Regions from separate parts of the Homo sapiens genome. Here region 2 is linked to region 1. Evidence: chromatin loops called from intact Hi-C (ENCODE). Cell type or tissue: endothelial cell of umbilical vein. All regions are shown on one strand. Links, peaks and the distances in the headings refer to the core of each region. The heading gives the core; the rest is flanking DNA. Region 1 has its middle 290 kb from the start of TFPI. Region 2 has its middle 54 kb from the start of ZSWIM2.

Region 1 (4,410 bases), core at 89-4,088:
CAATACCAACACCAAAGGCAGCATACAGACACATGCTCATGTGTACACACACACACACACACACACACAGAAGAAAGTAAAATAAAAAAGAGCCCAGGATTTCTCTTGAAAATATAAATAAAATAAAAATCCTAAACAAAATACTGCAATTCAAATCCAGTATAAATATAGCATGATTGAGTAAGATTAATTCTAGGAATGCAAGGCTGATTTTACCATTCAAAAATTCATCAACATAATCTGTCCTATTAACAAAATAAAGCAAACTTTGTTGGAAGTTCCTTGGCCAGATAAACTATTCTAACTTATTAAAATTGAAACAAAGATCTGAAATGATTGAGAAAATAATTAATTTGATTTATAGACTGGACAGATTTGGCAATCGTAATCTTTATGCTTTTGTTAACAGCTCAAGCAAGTGTGGGAAAAAGGGGACATAATTTTAATGTACTCACTGAGCACAGCAGAAAACATATTAAAAAGCTTATTTTGTCCTTTTTCTTAATCCACCGCTTGTACATTGTATGGAAGAATTAGAGTATTATGCATAATTTAGATACACTTGTCTGCAGAATTATGGTAGATTTTTACCTGGAATACATTTGCATAATAACAAAATAGATCAATAGTTTTAGCTAATTAATGAATAAATATTAAAATCTATTCTGCATTTCACAAGAAATGCTTACATTGACAACTATAATAATGTTTTGGCTGACTTTAACATGGTCTAGTGAATCCTAGCAAAATATCTTCCCAACTCTAAATAGAAAGCACATTCCATACGTGTATGTTAGATATATAATTGTATGTAGAAATGTGGATTTTTTTACATTTAGGATATTAATCAGTATTATAAACATTATTTGTAAATGTAATTATTCTAAATTATCCTTATCATTAATTAATAAGCACTTCAAAATATTTCTAAGATATTTAGTAATTTTTCCTTGTGTGATAAACTTCCTTTAGAGAAATATAGCTATAAGAGGAAACAAAATGTGAGCAACAAAGACATTAAAACATGAAAGTTTCCATATAAGAAACTTAAATAATTGAACAAGCAAAAAACAAATAGCCCCATTGAAAAATGGGCAAAAGACATGAACTAACACTTCTCAAAAGAAGACAGAGAAGCAGCCATAGAAAAAAATGCTCCATATCACTAATCATCAGAGAAATGAAATCAAAATTCCAGTGAGATATCATTTCACATGAGTCAGAATGCCAATTATTAAAAAATCTAAAAGCAACAGAGGCTGGTGAGTCTGTGGCAAAAGGGGAATGCTTATACACTGTTGATAGGAGTGTAAATTAGTTCGGCCACTGTGGAAAGCAGTTTGGAGATTTCTCAAAGAACTTAGAAATATCACTTGACCCAGCAATCCCATTACTGGATATACATCCAAAAGAAAATAAATTGTTCTACCAAAAAGATACATGCACTTACATATTCGTTGCAGCACTATTCACAATAGCAAAGACAGAATCAGCCTAGGTGCCCATCAACAGTGGATTGGATAAAGGAAGTGTGGTTCATATACATCATGGAATTCTATGCAGCCATAAAAAAGAATGATATCATGTCCTATACAACATGGAATACTATGCAGCCATAAAAAATGAAATCATGTCCTTTGCAGAAACATGGATGCAGCTGGAGGCCATTATTCTAAGTGAATTAACACAAGAACAGAAGACCAAATCCCGCATGTTCTCACTTATAAGTGGGAGTTAAATGAACGGTACTCGTGGACATGAAGATGTCAACAATAGACACTGGGGACTACTACTAATGAGCTCCATGTGAGACAGGAAAAGGTAGAGGCATGTTATCAGTCACACAACATTTCAAGGACACATTGGACAGGAGTTTGAATGGCCTGAATAACTGACGTACAGTGTGCAAAGGGAAGCCAGGAGGAATTCTGAAAGCAAAGCTTAAAGACACATATGTTTATAAGTGGTTTAGTTGTTGATTTACATGAAGGCAAATGTAGACATTTAGTACTGCCATCTAGAATCTCTTCAATTTTATTTTATAAGTTCGTGAAGAATGAGAGCATGATGAGAACTGATAGAAAAAGTCATGCCTTGGTCCATGATTTTGTATCAATCAAGGCAAGATAGGAGAAAAGCCTTCTGAGTCTTATGATTCGTTTATATCCAAATGGCTTTGTATGCTGGTTTAATATAAGTGAAGGTGAATTGGAGCAAAAAAGAAAAAATATATATCAATATGCGAAGTGTCTCAGGAAGTCCATGTGGAGGATTGAGCCACAAGAAAGTTGTCATGGAGTCTGGAATGGAGGGGAATTTAATTTTCCATCAGGCACCCAGAGAGGGAAATGAACGTGAATTACTGTAAGATTAGACGGTCCCTGATCTGAAGGAATTCATGTACTTCTAAGTGGGCAACTTTTACTAAGAATTTTTTTCTAAGCTGACAAGAAACACGGTAAAATTCAGGTTCTCATTTTTAAAAAACTGGCTTATGCAGACATTCTGGAGAAAGCTAGCGTTATCTTCTTACACAAGGGATGTGCTGCCCCCTTCTGGATAAAGGAAAAGGTAAATTCCACTGAGAAATTTACATTCCTCCACTTCAGATACACATAAGAATGAAAAGCGCCCTCATCTTATTCAGTATTATAAATATGTATGTGTGTACACATAGACCCATATATATTCACTATATATGTAATATTTTATATTGGGAGTATTAAGTGATCAAAACCAAGTAGTGATCAAGTTAAAAGACTAGAACACACGAATGGACTGCTAACTGGCCCTTAGAGTATAGGCTCTATGCTGTATCCCAGCACCTAGAACAGTGTCTGCAGTATAGTAGACTCAAATCACATCTCTAAGAACCCACATCCCATTTTAGAATTCTTTAGTGGCTTCACTTTATGGTTGAGCTGAGCTCCAATTCTTTGGCATGGCATTAAAATTTTTCAAAATCAGATCCTAACCTGTTTTTTAAGCCATAAGGTCTGGTCATTTACATCATCCAGGCTTTACTTTCGTCTACCTGCAAATATTGTTTCAACCACATGTTTTCTGCCCTACATCTTTTCACAAATTGTTCTAATTTCTTAGAATGCCTTTTATCTCTCCCCTCTGTATCACCACTGGTGAAAATCCTTACCATTTAAAAAAAATAAAAATGAATTGCTAATTTATCTGTGAAGTCTTTACCAGTATTTCTTATCAAGATGCTTTCTTTTTCTGTTCCTTCACACTATTTTGATTTTCTTTACATTGTAACAGTTTACATTATCTGCCCCACAGTTTCTTCTTGTTCATCTTTGACAGACATCACTTTTTATTCATCGTTGTATCTACATTCCTTACCAAATGCCTAACATACAATGTAGTCATCCAACTGAATAAATGCTGAGTACATTGATGTGCAAAATCATAATAATATTTTACATTCAAAATGAGTTAGCTGAGTTGAAATTTTTTTAGCAACACAGATGGATTACAGTCAGGTTGAATAAGGTTTATAACACCATGAGAAGAATTAACCATTTTCACTAACTACAATCCAGACTGCTAATGACAGTCATTAATCATAAACCATTCTATAAGAATATTAAATTCTGAAGCATATCACCATGTTCTCTTATATGGGTGTGTGGTGCACTGAATAATGGCTCCAAAATAGCCACACCTTAGTCTTCAGAACCTGTGAATATGCTGCTTTACATACTAAAAAAAAGATTTTGAAGATGTGATTAAATTAAGAATTTTGACCTTGTGGGGTTATCCTGGATTATCCAGGTCCAATGTAACCACGAGGGTTCTTATATAAGGGAGGCAAGAGGAGCATAGTAGAAAAAGAAGATGTCCTTATGGAAGCAGAGGTTGGGGTGATGCACATTGAAGATGGAGGAAGGGACCATGATGCAAGGAATACAGACAGCTTCTGAAAGCTGGAAAACACAAGGAAACTATTTCTCTCTTGGAGCCTTGGGAAGTAATGCAGCTCTGTGTAATGCTTGAATTTAGCTACATAAAACTCATCTCAGACGTCTGAACTCCACAACTGCAAGATAATAAATATTTGTTGTTTTAAGGCATAAAGTTTGTTGTAGTATAGGAGAGTTGAAATTGGAAACTAATATTCCTCCAGTATTATGAGAATAGCTCTTTTACATATATGAAGCCTTTGAATATAACTAAAGTTGGATAAACATATAAATTGTGACACATGTCTTGAGTTTTTCAGACAGACTGTTACTATAGAGTTATTACATGAATGTCACATCATTTAAAAATAATTGTAATTGAAATACAGTACTTAGCCTCTGGAGTCAGGATGCTGACTTTTCAAAATAGGTTTGTAGAACTCTGATGTTTTGTCTCTATATCTATCCATGGCAAATAACTGGTCCTCATGTA
Region 2 (4,410 bases), core at 76-4,075, 940 kb before region 1:
GACCCTGTTTTGGTGGGTATCACCATAGGAGGCTGCAGAACAGCAAGTATTGCTGCCTGATCCTTCCTTTGGAAGCTTTGTCCCAGGGAGGCAGCCACCTATATGAGGTGTCTGTCAGCCCTTACTGGGAGGTGTCTCCCAGTTAGGCTACATGGGGGGTCAGGGACCCACTTGAGGAGGCAGTCTGTCCGTTCTCAGAGCTCAAATGCCATGCTGGAAGAACCACTGCTCTCTTCAGAGCTGTCCAACAGAGACATTTAAGTCTGCAGAAGTTGTCTGCTGCCTTTTGTTCAGCTATCCCCTGCCCACAGAGATGGAGTCTAGAGGCAGTAGGCCTTGTTGAGCTGTAGTGGGCTCCGCCCAGTTCAAGCTTCCTGGCTGCTTTGTTTACCTACTCAAGCCTTAGCAATGGAGGATGCCCCTCAGCAATGGCAGACGACCCTCAGCAATGGCAGACACTGCTGTCTTGCAGATCGATCTCAAACTGCTGTGTTAGCAGTGAACAAGGCTCTGTGGGCATGGGACCCGCCGAACCAGGCACAGGAGAGAATCACCTTGTCTGCCATTTGCTAAGTCCTTGGGAAAAGCACAGTATTTGGGCGGGAGTGCCTCGTTTTTCCAGGTAGTCTGTCACAGCTTCCCTTAGCTAGGAAAGGGAAATCCCCCAATCCCTTGCACTTCCTGGGCGTGCGACACACCTCCCACCCCCTGCTTCAGCTTGCCCTCCGTGGGCTGCACCCACTGTCCAACTGGTCCCAATGAGATGAATCAGTTACCTCAGTTGGAAATGCAGAAACCACCCATCTTCTGTGACGATCGTGCTGAGAGCTGCAGACCGGAGCTGTTCCTATTCAGCCATCTTGGAAATCCCTCACCACTTAGTTTTTAATCTGTAAAGCGAAGACAATTAAGCTTGCATCACAGGGCTGTCATGTAGGTTAAATGAGACAATGTATATAAAGTTCCAAATAAAGTACCTGCTAAAGTAGATGGTCAATAGTTTTGTTCCTTTTACAGTGGCACCTAAAATGCTATCATTATTTTGGATTAAAGTATATCTCCAAGAACTCCCTGTTAAATGCAATTATCGAACATGACAAGCAAACATTTGTGTTTGTGCACGTGGTGTGTTTATTTATTCTTCTCTATGGTAATACAATTCTGACAGCTGGTCACAAAAAGAGTGGATAGAGTGTGTTATGGCCTTTTAAGAGGCATGAGAGATGGTGTGATAAGACATTGACTAGGGTGAGGTTTAAGCCTATACCTCAGTGCTAGGACTCTATAGAAAACATTGGATCCTTGGAAAAGAGGGAGATAAAGCCTCAACGCTGAGGCAGACAGCAGGGCTGTTGGACAGGGAAGAGTGCATCTAAGATAGGTTTCAACCTCCTTATATTTTAATTCAGACAAACTGGTTTATCTCATTTGGCTTTTGAGAACCCAAAAGGAGACATTTATGTTGAGGTTACTAAACTGTGCATCCTGGAGCATTTCTGTGAATCTGGGCCTTTCAGTGTTTTCAGGTTAACAATTCTTTACTTCTGTCACCTCTCTTTGTTCATATTAAAGTACAAATACCCTGTGGAAACTATTCAGTAAAAATGCGGCCCTTTGAAACAAGTGATTTCTAGTTAAAATCATCTGAATAATTTTGCTGCTTAGTTTTTATCTTGCACTCTATTTTTGTGCATCAAGAAATTTAGACATTTAAAGATATGCATGTTGAATTAAAATAAAAAAGAAACACAAAATAGTAAATTTTTGATACTGTCACTAAGTTATGATGAATTTCTCTTTCAATACTTAAAATTCTCTTAAGAAGTGTGAAGTGTTTTCTATTAGCTGAATTGCATTTACATTTATAATCTAGCCAGGTTTGGGGAATTTCATTAAAAACCTTGTTAAAATTCTTACGCAGCATTTACATTTCACTTAGCTATCACAAGAGGGAGTAAGAGCTCTGCTTAATTTTATATATTTTCAAACTTTTCCCAAGATAAGTTGTATAAAAAGAACCCCCTTGAGTGCTGATGATGAAATTATTTACCTTTTCCCTAATTCATCTAAGAATTCCTTTATTAACACTTAATTTGGAACTGACATGACAGTGTAGTCAAGCAAATAAAAGTTAAATTCATGAAAATATTAGAATCTTTGCATTTAATACACGATCATTTTGCAAAACATCTGAGTGTATTTTTTATACAGGTTGGCTAATCTGCCTGAGTTAGCTATCATGTTTTTAGCATTTAGGTTATTGCAACAAAGCTTTTTATTGACAATGATGCAACATAATAATGAAATATGTTTCAAAGGTGAAAAATAAGCTTTTAGGAGAAAAACTTGAAATTCCTTTTCTAGGATTTCTGTAACTTATGAAAGTTCACTGTTTTCCCTTCTAATTTTATTGTTTTCCTGAAAAAGCTGTGTGCTAAAGTGCACACAATCACTTTATATACTTTGACATTCCACACATCATTAGATGGTTTTGAGAAAAAGTGTAAAATATCTCCTATGGAAAGTACAACATTGCTGATCTTTGTAAAGTTTCTTAAGAAATGAAAATTTGTGAAATCCCTTTTTCATCACATCAGTATGTTTTTCTTATATTCTTTAACAGAATAGGTATAATTTCCCCAGAAGATTGCTTCTTCCAGCTTAAAAATAAAGGGCTAAGACTTGAGAATCTGTTGCTATTTAAGAAAAGAGGTTCCCAAACTTAATATTGAATGGGTAATGCATATGTTTTGCTTTATGAATAAAAGACAGACATTATGATGAACTGATGCTACAACATGTTTTTAATTTAATTTATTTATTTTGATAGCTTTATGGGCATGAATGGTTTTTGGTTATATGGATAAATTTTGTAGTGGTGAAGTCTGGGCTTTTAGTGTACCCGTCCCCTGGATAGTGTACATCGTACCCATCCCCTGGGTAGTGTACATCGTACCCCTCCCCTGGATAGTGTACATCGTACCCATCCCCTGGATAGTGTACATTGTACCCATCCATTCCTGAGGTACTTCACTTAGGATAAAGGCCTTCAGTTCCATCCAAGTTGCTGCAAAATACATTATTTCATTCCTTATGGCTGAGTAGTATTCCATGGCATGTATACACCATATTTTCTTTATCCACTTATTGATTGATGGGCACTTTGGTTGATTTCATCTTGCAATTGTACAACACATTTTTTTAAGCTTGAATGTAGCTGTGGATTGTTTTCCTTATCTAAAATTCCCACAAAGATGTGGGAGCAAGATATTGTACAGCAACATGTGTAGAGCAAGATATTTATTAAAATAAATTATATAGCTTAATATATAAATCCTTTCTCACTTCTCATGAAATATATAGATATTAAATGACCTAAAAATTTTGTTTTTTGGAATATCTATGGAAACTATTCAATAAAAATGTGGGTCTTGGCTACAAGTCATTTCTAGTTAAATTTATCTGAAGAATTTTGCTGACTACTTACCATTTTTAAACTTTGATTTTACAGTAGGAACTCTGACCTGCAAAAGAAACACTTGTTACTGTTTTTAATGCCTTAGCTATTAACACATCAGCTAACTCCATTCAAACTTCTGGGAATCCTGAAAAAATGGCAGAGCTTCCCCACCCCACCCACTGCTCCCAAAGTTTCCCACAGTTATTTTTTTCCCTCATGTGGTTTAAGCTTATTAAAGTATGATTATGATGGGTCATTTGTAATAAAAATTCAAAAGAAGTGATTCTAAACACATAGCCTCAGAGCAGTTAGATCACAGTTATTTTACAGGGAGAAATACAAGTTATACTTTTATTTTAAATAGCACAATTCTAAAATCCCATATTAGTTAGTGAGTTGCTAAACTACTAGAATTAGCCTCAGGAAAAATTTCTTTTCATGTAAAATAATACAAATATAAAATATAATACCTATGAAAGGAAGTTCTAGCACTTGGTCTTGTTGGGTCTATCACTTTTATTATTGAACTTGTATTAGTGATAGAAAATTAAAGAACACATTAATTTACTTAATGTAAGGCAAGAAAATTTTACAACAAAAGCATATGTATGAATTCAATTTAAAGTTCAATAATGAATACCATTCTTTAATTATTGAAAAGATATCTGTCGTACACCTGCCATTTACTTAATCATTTCAATCTAGCTTGTTTAAAAATGAATTTAAAGTGATTTACATAAATGTAAAAGATCGGAGAAGAGAAAATAATTGATATTAATAGAAGGGATGAAACAAATCAAAATATGAAAGAAAATATAAGCGTGAAACAAGTAAATGCCCTCTCATCCTACTTTTTATTGTTTCTTTTTCTTCTAACAGTCAGTGGGACAGAATAGAACACAGTCAAAAATTTTATTGGTCATACATTAAAAACAATCTAATTTCTCTAG

Evidence for each region. A loop is a pair of places that touch in the nucleus more often than their neighbours do. Peaks named below come from ENCODE experiments on the same cell type or tissue, not always from the same donor. Only the 100,000 strongest peaks of a DNase experiment are listed, where the experiment ranks them.
Region 2: it touches region 1 in a loop (7-fold over the local background); 1 of 110 quality-filtered maps calls a loop at or near these places.

Annotation. Positions count from the first base shown.
Region 1 is chr2:187,840,879-187,845,288 of GRCh38, forward strand. No RefSeq gene overlaps it. Among named protein-coding and RNA genes, the nearest start is that of TFPI, 290 kb to the left of the region's middle. In endothelial cell of umbilical vein, for the core only: a CTCF peak has its summit at 2,536 (motif pointing left); a DNase peak (open chromatin) is centred at 2,563.
Region 2 is chr2:186,901,410-186,905,819 of GRCh38, forward strand. No RefSeq gene overlaps it. Among named protein-coding and RNA genes, the nearest start is that of ZSWIM2, 54 kb to the left of the region's middle. In endothelial cell of umbilical vein, for the core only: no CTCF peak of the experiment used is centred there; a DNase peak (open chromatin) is centred at 2,062.